2 separate regions of the Homo sapiens genome follow, and region 2 is linked to region 1. Evidence: read pairs that join two places in POLR2A ChIA-PET (ENCODE). Cell type or tissue: OCI-LY7. All regions are shown on one strand. Links, peaks and the distances in the headings refer to the core of each region. The heading gives the core; the rest is flanking DNA. Region 1 overlaps NCKAP1 (NCK associated protein 1). Region 2 has its middle 34 kb from the start of FRZB.

Region 1 (4,397 bases), core at 193-4,192:
TACTGTCATATTCTGTTCTCTAATTCTTTTAGTCATCTCACCAGCTACAGTTCTATCTTTATCTCATTATTACCTAGAGTACTTAACACATTGTTAAGCATATAGTGCAAATACAAACACCACCTGTTAATGACTACAGAAACTTTGAAAACCTTTTGGCAAAATTTTGTTTTATAAATTGCTTCAAGGCTTTGAAGAAAAAAATTGTCAAATAAATAAAAATTTTCATGAATAAATATTAATAAATAAGGATGTAACTTCAGAAAAAGGTTAAAACAATATATATAAAGTTGAAAGGTTTCTGACTTATCAATGCACTATTTCATATACATACATAAAATATATATTCATATATAACAGGAAATTCTAATTAGAATTGAGAATTCAAGAATCTAGAATTCTATTGGCTTATTTAACAGCAACATGTGAATTCAGAAAACATGTAAGGGTTCATCTAGTCCTCAGGTCTTCAAACATTTTACTGTGACCTACTGCATGACACGCATCTTAACACTGCAAGTCAATACACATGCATACATGTAACTGAAACATTTCACGAAGCAATATATATATTTAATGCACACAGTGTACTGGGTTTTTTTTCCTATTTTTTCTTCCTCTTGTCCTTTCTTTCCCTCCCACTTTTCTCTAAACTTTGACTACAACCTAATAAACTGATTTCATGAACCTACTGGGTTGCCACCTGCAAGATGAAATACATTGATTTGCTCCAATATTCTCACTTTGTATATAAGGAAGCTATGACTCAGAGATATTAACTGGTTTGCCTGGTGTTACTAGTTAATACTAATAGGTATGAGAAAAGAATCTGGGTATCTTCAGTAATTTTCAGTTCACTATTCTTTGCATTTCCCAGTTCATTATTCTTGAGACAGAGTCTTGTTCTGTCACCCAGGCTGGAGTGCAGTGGCATGATCTTGGCTCACTGCAAGTGTGTCTCCCGGGTTCACGCCATTATCTTGCCTCAGCCTCCCGAGTAGCTGGGACTACAGGTGCCCACCACCACGCCCAGCTAATTTTTTGTATTTTTAGTAGAGACGGGGTTTCACTGTGTTAGCCAGGATGGTCTCGATCTCCTGACCTCGTGATCTGCCCACCTCGGCCTCCCAAAGTGCTGGGATTATAGGCGTGAGCCACCACGCCCGGCCCGGTTCATTATTCTTAACACTAATCCAGTTCTACTAATGCTTTTCCTTATAAAACACTGTATAATTAAATAACAAACTCATTACTGAGTCAACAAACAAAAACAGTCAATATTCTTTCTTACTTGGTAAAGCGTATTTCCAGATGAGAAGTCAAATATTCTCGTGGGGTAAAGGTATGTTCCCATACCACCATGTTTGGTACATAATTTATAGAGAAGCATAACTCAGAAAGTGCAGTGTGCAATTTATCAAGGCTGAAAAAAATTAATAAACAGTTAAAATGTTCACATGTCATCACAGGCAATACAAAATTAATTTTATAAATATATCAACCTTATTTGGAGATAATGCTTAGAGAATTCGACTTTTTATTCTCCTAAACTGAGAAAGTTCAAAATCTTTAAGGTTATAACTAACACATAAGAGCAATATTCTAAAGATGGCGTCATTTGTTTCTACCTTTAGGTAGTAATGAATATACTGACTTAATATACAAAGGTAGAGCTTATTCTGCACTCATAAAGATAATCACGCCCAATTCCTGAAGTACTTTCTGTTATGAGAGAAGGAAAGTTGTCTATAAAAGGGCAATGGCTTGCTCAATTTAGCAAGAAAGTAGGAACTATACTTTAAACAAAAAATATTTACCGAATTATTACCCACCTACACCTCCCCTCCAAACAATGAAGCAAGCAAAGATCCCTGAATGCTACCTGGTCTGTTATTTCTGTTTTATAATAATGACATTGGGTATGTTCTAATATATCAAAAACATGCCAAAATAAAGTCTCCACTATCTAACTTTAAATAAATTAAAAATTACAGATTGCTTATAATGTAACACACAAAATTTTTTAAACATATAATTGGCCTTCAGTACTTAGTATAAAAAGACAAATATCAACTATTACATATATTTTCTTCTAAAGGCCAAAATCTGTATTTTGAGATGAAATAAGCAACTAACAGGTTAATTAAGCTCAGAAATATTTTTTAAAATGGCTGGAAAATGAAGAATATACAATTATTAGCATTTCCTCAGTACTAATGTCAATAGAAAAAAATGAAATAAATATTTTACCTGGAGCAAAAAGGTATAATATAAGTGGATACTTACTTGGTCACAACCAGCCTGTTTTTCCTCATGCTCTCAACACCTGGTTTCTCCCTTTCAGGTTCCCCTTTCTTACCAGTCTGCTTTTTTGATTTCTTATTCACTGCTTGACTGATAGTTTTGGCACAATGCTTGGGTAGCAACTAAATTTAGAAAAGAATGAAATCTTACATTACACCAATTACTCTGAAAGCATACTAACTATTCAAGCAAACAGTAGCTGAATCCAGGCTGTGTTGCAAATATCACAACAATATTAAAAGACAGAAATATAAGTGAGATACAGAGCTTACTTAGCTAGCTTGGGTAATGCACATAGCTTGGTGAAAACAGAAACGGGTAGATCTTGGGTAAATCTTGTGTGAAGAAACACGTCATAGAGTAAATTCATAGACGCTTATTTAAATTACTATTAAAAAGACAAGTAAAAACATACCAGGCAAGCAAGGAATGAAAAAGAATATTTCACTGGAAGGATTAAATGGCCTTTGGAAAAAAACTGTGTAAAGATATGATGGTTCAGAGCTGTAGTTAGAACTACTATGTGGTGGAGCATAACGTGTAAGGTAAAGTACAGAGGTTTCAACTATTAGGAAGGGCCTTGAATGCCAAGCTAGAGGTTGGATTGTAAACTGCAGGCAAAAAGACAGCGACAATTTTTTAAAATAGCCACAGCATGAGGAGACATTTTCTTTTCTTTTCTTTTCTTTTGAGAAGGAGTTTCACTCTTGTTGCCCAGGCTGGAATGCAATGGCACAATCTCAGCTCACTGCAACCTCTGCCTCCTGGGTTCTCCTGCCTCAGCCTCCTGAGCTGCTGGGACTACAGTCGACTGCCACCACACCCAGCTAATTTTATTTGTATATTTTTAGTAGAGATGGGGTTTCGCCATGTTGGCCAGGCTGGTCTCGAACTCCTGACCTCAGGAGATCCACCTGCCTCGGCCTCCCAAAGTGCTGGGATTACAAGCGTGAGCCACCATGCCTGGCCATGAAGAGGTAATTTTCTAAGGATAACTCTGATATTGGCAGAAGAAAACACTGAAAAAGGAAAATTGTAACAGAGCTGCTAGAAATAGTTCAGACAAGGCATGAAAAAGGGATATGAAATAGGCAAGTGTAATAAAAAAATTTTAATGGGCAGATCTGAGACAGACTTCTGAGATAAAATTGAAAGGATTCAGTAACTTAGATGTGTGAGAGAAGCAGGAATCAAGTATGACACAGAGGTTTCTACCTAACACATTGTTAAGACCAATAATTAAAACAAAAAAACCACACAGGTACAAATCAGAAATAATTGATTTCACTTGACAGGTAACAAAGCAGGCAAATGAGAAATAAGAAATAACATTTTAGGTAGAAGGAGAGCTTCACTGTACATTACAGTAGCCACATGTGAAATGTGCCCAGTCCAAATTCAGCTGTGTTATAAGATAAACACCAGATTTCAAAGATTTAGTATAATAAAAACTATACAATATTTCATTCATATGATTACATGCTGACATAATAACATTTTGGGGTATATAGGGTTGAATCATTGTTTTTAAAATTAGCTTTACCTGTTTCTTTCTAAGTTTTGTGTATGGCTACTACAAAATTTTAAATTACATATGTGGTTTACATAGTATCTCCATTGGACAGAGCTGGGCCAAGGAAAGTTATTTAGTCATTATACCTAGATAGTAACTAAAGCCATGGGATTGGTATTTGGGGAAAAAAATGCATAAGAAATTACATTGCATTTCTATTGTGACAAAGGAGTTCCTTCCTAAAATGAAAATTTCTACGGACATTTGCAACTTCAACAATATTAAAGAGACCAGAGTGTTGAATCTCTATAACACTCTTCACAAGAGACAGAGCTACTAGAAAGGCTGGTACATCTTGTCACACCAGATAACAAGAAAGCTCTCAAATGACTATAAGGACTCCCACAAGCCGGGCTTCATCCCTGGGATGCAAGGCTGGTTCAACATATGCAAATCAATAAATGTAATCCAGCATATAAACAGAACCAACGACAAAAACCACATGATTATCTCAACAGATGCACAAAAGGCCTTTGACAAAATTCAACAGCCCTTTATGCTAAAAACTCTCAATAAATTA
Region 2 (4,397 bases), core at 93-4,092, 56 kb before region 1:
GAAATCACACCTTCTTCTTAGTGATAACATAAAAGCACACATCTAGGAAACGTAGCCTAGGAGCTTCCAAAATCTGAACATCTTCAGAAAAGAATGTTCCACACCCTCCTTCAGTAATGACTAGGGTCTGTTCCACAATTTAAATAGTCTGCATTTCCCAGAATTATCTGCTTATCTGCAAGACTTCCACGTGCACCCAAACCTGTGCTCTGTGGGACCCTAGGGACACAACCATCATCCCTGACCTATTTCTTGGTCCCAAGTTCTATTCTCTTCACTATCCCCAGAAATAAGCACCCAAGCTTTTTTCACTTAAAATGTGGTAAAGAGAATTTTTACAGGGAAGTTGAGAAGAATGATGAGGATAGACAACATGGGAGGTAACAGAGTTGGCAAACTGCTCAAAGTCACACTCCCAGGGGTGAGCTTCTGACTCCTTTTGGAAGAAGCAGATGCCTGCTAGGACTTTAGACCTCCGTTTTTCTTTCTTTTTTTTTTGTCTGAGGCTGGGACTCACTAAATTGGTTCCATTTCCCTTCCCCATCGTTAGAGAAGGCTACCAGCTCCGTGTGTGACCTGAGCAAGTGTCTTACCCTTTCTCAGTCTCAGTTTTCTTCCCTATAAAATGACAGTGATAAAGCTACTAGACCCCACGAGGTTGTTGTGAAGATTAAATGTGTTAATACATGTAAACGCCTAGAACAGTGCCTGGCACATAGTAAAGCCCGGTAAGTGTTAGCTATTATTATTATTATTTGTCCTGGCAAGGATCTCTTCCCACCCTAAAAAAAAGTACCGCATCTCTTTGTCACATGGGTGTACACTGCCTGTCCAAGCATGCCAGGTTTCATGGCATCCAATGTATAGGGCCTCTGCTCCAGCCAGACACAACACAATATTTCCCTCATCTGCCCCATTCTTATATGAGCTCATAACTTATATTTTCTCATCAAAGGAAATGGGTAATTAGTAGTTGCCCATCTTCCACTGGAAATCTAGGGAACTAGCTACAGATCTTTTCCAGACAGTAATAGTTCTGGTGACTCTCAATGAGGCCATTTCTGCCTTTGGATGAGACAGCCTGACCAATAGTATGCTTCATAACTAAGGAGACCATCATCATCCTGGTTTCTACAAAGAGTGTGTGGAGGAATTGGCACAGCTACATTGAAAATTCTCACTCCAAGACTGTCCACTCTTTGCTTCTCCTGAATTGCAAAGGGTAGGCAGAGCTGTGAGCCATGCTCCAGGTGCCTTCAGCTACCCTCCCCCGTACAAGATTCCTGAAAAGCCAGGTCAGCTCTACCCTTGCTGTGGGCCTTCAGTCACATGTTACCATGACAGACGAAGAGAGTTACGCATCTGTTTTAAAACATGGAAAACAGAGATAAGGTGACCTGTCTTTGAGAAAGTAATACATTTGTTTGTTCAACAAATATTTACGAAGTATTTACTCTGTTCTAGGCCTTGAGTTTATAGCAATGAACAGAACACACATGAGAATCATGCTGTGGCACTTGGAATGCAATGAATCAATGCCATAACTAGAAAGTTACTGTATATGGCTGGGCGTGGTGGCTCACGCCTGTAATCCCAGCACTTTGGGAGGCCAAGGCGGGCAGATCACGAGGTCAGGAGATCGAGACCATCTTGGCCAACATGGAGAAACCCCATCTCTACTAAAATATAAAAAATTAGCCAGGTGTGGTGGCGGGTGCCTGTAGTCCCAGCTACTCGGGAGGCTGAGGCAGGGGAATTGCTTGAACCCAGGAGGTGGAGGTTGCAGTGAGCTGAGATCACGCCACTGCACTCCAGCCCAGGCGACAGAGTGAGACTGTCTCAAAAAAAGGAAAGTTACTGGATATGTGATGCATCTCCTATTTCCAGGTCTTACTCCTTCTACAGTGAATATTGAATAAACCCTTAATAGGGCCTAGAGTCTCTCACACAGCACACCTCTCTCCCTTCTTCCCTTTTCCCTATCTTTTCTTCTTCCTTCCTTTCTTCCCTTCCTTCTACCTTCTCTCCTTGACTTTCCTCCTCAGTACTGTTTATTACTCTACTTCTGTCTTACTAACACCACCTAATAATTTGTCCCCTCAATCTACTTTTTTTCTAACAAGTTCTAAATGAATCAGTCTTTCTTAGCTCTAGTATAAATAACTGAGCTGATGAGCTCTGCCAACATAGGATTTAGGCGGCAGGGATGGAGCTGTCCTTACTACATGGTAGAAATGCTGGTCTTCAACAAATACTGACAGGTTACAGATTATTAGATTTAGAAATACCTGTCATTTTGTTTTCCCTTTCAAGGAAGGTAAAATACAAGGATATTTTAGTAGTCAGACAACATCAAGAAAATCAGAATAGGTGTCAGAATAGGACAGTAGTTGTCGAAGCCATGGGTTTTGCAGATGGTGAAGGTTGGTTTTTGAGTGCTAAGGAGTATATAAATGTCATCTTTCCTCTTCTTCTTCTTCTTTTTTTTTTTTTTTTTTTTTTTTTTGAGACGGCATCTCACTCTGTCACCCAGGCTGGAGTGCAGTGGTGTGATCTCAGCTCACTGCAACCTCTGCCTCCTGGATTCAAGTCATTCTCCTGCCTTAGTCTCCCACATCATACCCGGCTAATTTTTTTATTTTTAGTAGAGACGGGGTTTTAGTCAAGACAGGCTGGTCTCAAACTCCTGACTTCAGGCGATTCACCCACCTTGGCCTCCCAAAATGCTGGGATTACAGTTGTGAGCCACCACGCCCAGCCTAAATGTTGTCTTTCATATAAAATGTTCTAAACTATTTTGGGCCTGAGGTGAGTAAGATACCTACAAGATTATTTAAAATGCCAAGTGCATCCATAGCTAAAAGGAAAGGCTCAGCTAGACACAAAAAAGGAAAGCATCACCTCCTCTCCAATCCCCACAGGCCCTGCCTCTGCAGCACACCTAGGGCCTCCTGCTGCTGTGTAGGTGCACGTCGTATGCAGATAGACACACACTCACACACACTCGCACAGGCAGACACAGGCGTACACACTGGCTTGCCTTCCAGACTACCTGCTCCAACAGCAGGTCTCCAGCATTCAGGTTGCTGAGAACTGAGCCTTCGTGAGGCATTCCCAGAATGGCCCTCTGCCAGTGGGCTCAGCTGGGGCAGACAGCGGTCTCTCCATCTGACCATTATCACATCTTCTGCCCCTTCTATGTTGGAGTGAATTAAACCTTCCATACTATCTTACAAAGATTGCCTGCCCTGTTTTTTTCTTTTTTTTTTTTTTTTGAGACTTTTCTTCTTGGGAACTGAATCTATTCAGTAGGCTGGTATGCTCACAGAACTCAGGGGAACACATTTACTGCCTTATTTCATAGTAAAGGATATGATAAAGAATACAGATGGGCAGCCAGGTGGAGAAGTATTATACATAGGAAGAGATTTGGAAGGGATGCAAGCTCAGGAACTTCTGTCCCATGAAGTTGGGGTGCACCACACTCCTGGCTCATGGATGTGAGCTGGAAACTCTCCAAACCTGATACTTTAAAAGCTTCTGTCCTGTGGAGTTGGGGTGCACTGCCCTCCTGGCTCACGGCTGTGGAGTTGAAAACTCTCCAAACCCCATACTTTGGGGACTTTTTTTTTTTTTTTTTTGAGATGGAGTCTCACTCTGTCACCAGGACTGGAGTACAGCGGCGCACAGCAACCTCTGCCTCCCGGGTTCAAGCGATTCTCCTGAGTCAGCTTCCTGAGTAGCTGGGATTACAGGCGCCCACCACTACTTCCAGCTAATTTTTGGTATTTTTAGTAGAGATAGGGTTTCACCATGTTGGCCAGGCTGGTCTCGAACTCCTGACCTCAAGTGATCCGCCTGCCTTGGCCTCCCAAAGTGCCGGGATTATAGGCGTGAGCCACCGCGCCCGGCCTAGGGACTTTTATGAAGGCTTCCTTATGTAGGCATGGTTGATTATTAACTCAATCTGGAGCCCTCCTTCCTTCCCCAGAGGCTCGGGGCTGAAAGTTTGTAGCTTCTAGTCTTGGCTTGGTGTTTCTGGTGAACATGCAGGAGAAGCCCACCAAGTCTCGCCTCATTAGAACAAAGGATGTTCCCCATCACCCAGGAACTTCCAAGTGACTTAGGAGCTCTGTGTCAGGAACTGGGGTCAAATATCAAATATGTAATTTTATTATGCCACATTATTATATGATAATATAGCAAAAATTGGGGATGAGTAAATTCTGGAATATTGTAGACTTGGCAGAAACTTTAGGCTATTTTTTCCAATGTTTTGTGGTTACCAGAATGCTTTTGCAACCAGTAAAATTCCTTGAAGTCAATGAGTATTATCAGAAAATTTCATCTATATTTTACAAATTAATTTATGTTTTACTCACCAATTCCATTTCAAA

What was found. ChIA-PET counts read pairs that join two places held together with the same protein. Peaks named below come from ENCODE experiments on the same cell type or tissue, not always from the same donor. Only the 100,000 strongest peaks of a DNase experiment are listed, where the experiment ranks them.
Region 2: POLR2A ChIA-PET joins it to region 1 with 5 read pairs; 2 of 35 experiments call an interaction of 5 or more read pairs at or near these places.

The regions. Positions count from the first base shown.
Region 1 is chr2:182,955,171-182,959,567 of GRCh38, forward strand. It overlaps NCKAP1 (NCK associated protein 1), which reads right to left. Exons shown (of 31, transcript NM_013436.5): 19 at 2,287-2,426; 20 at 1,292-1,423. Among named protein-coding and RNA genes, the nearest start is that of NCKAP1, 81 kb to the right of the region's middle. In OCI-LY7, for the core only: no CTCF peak of the experiment used is centred there; a DNase peak (open chromatin) is centred at 2,341; H3K27ac peaks cover 677 bases.
Region 2 is chr2:182,898,931-182,903,327 of GRCh38, forward strand. No RefSeq gene overlaps it. Among named protein-coding and RNA genes, the nearest start is that of FRZB, 34 kb to the left of the region's middle. In OCI-LY7, for the core only: no CTCF peak of the experiment used is centred there; no DNase peak of the experiment used is centred there.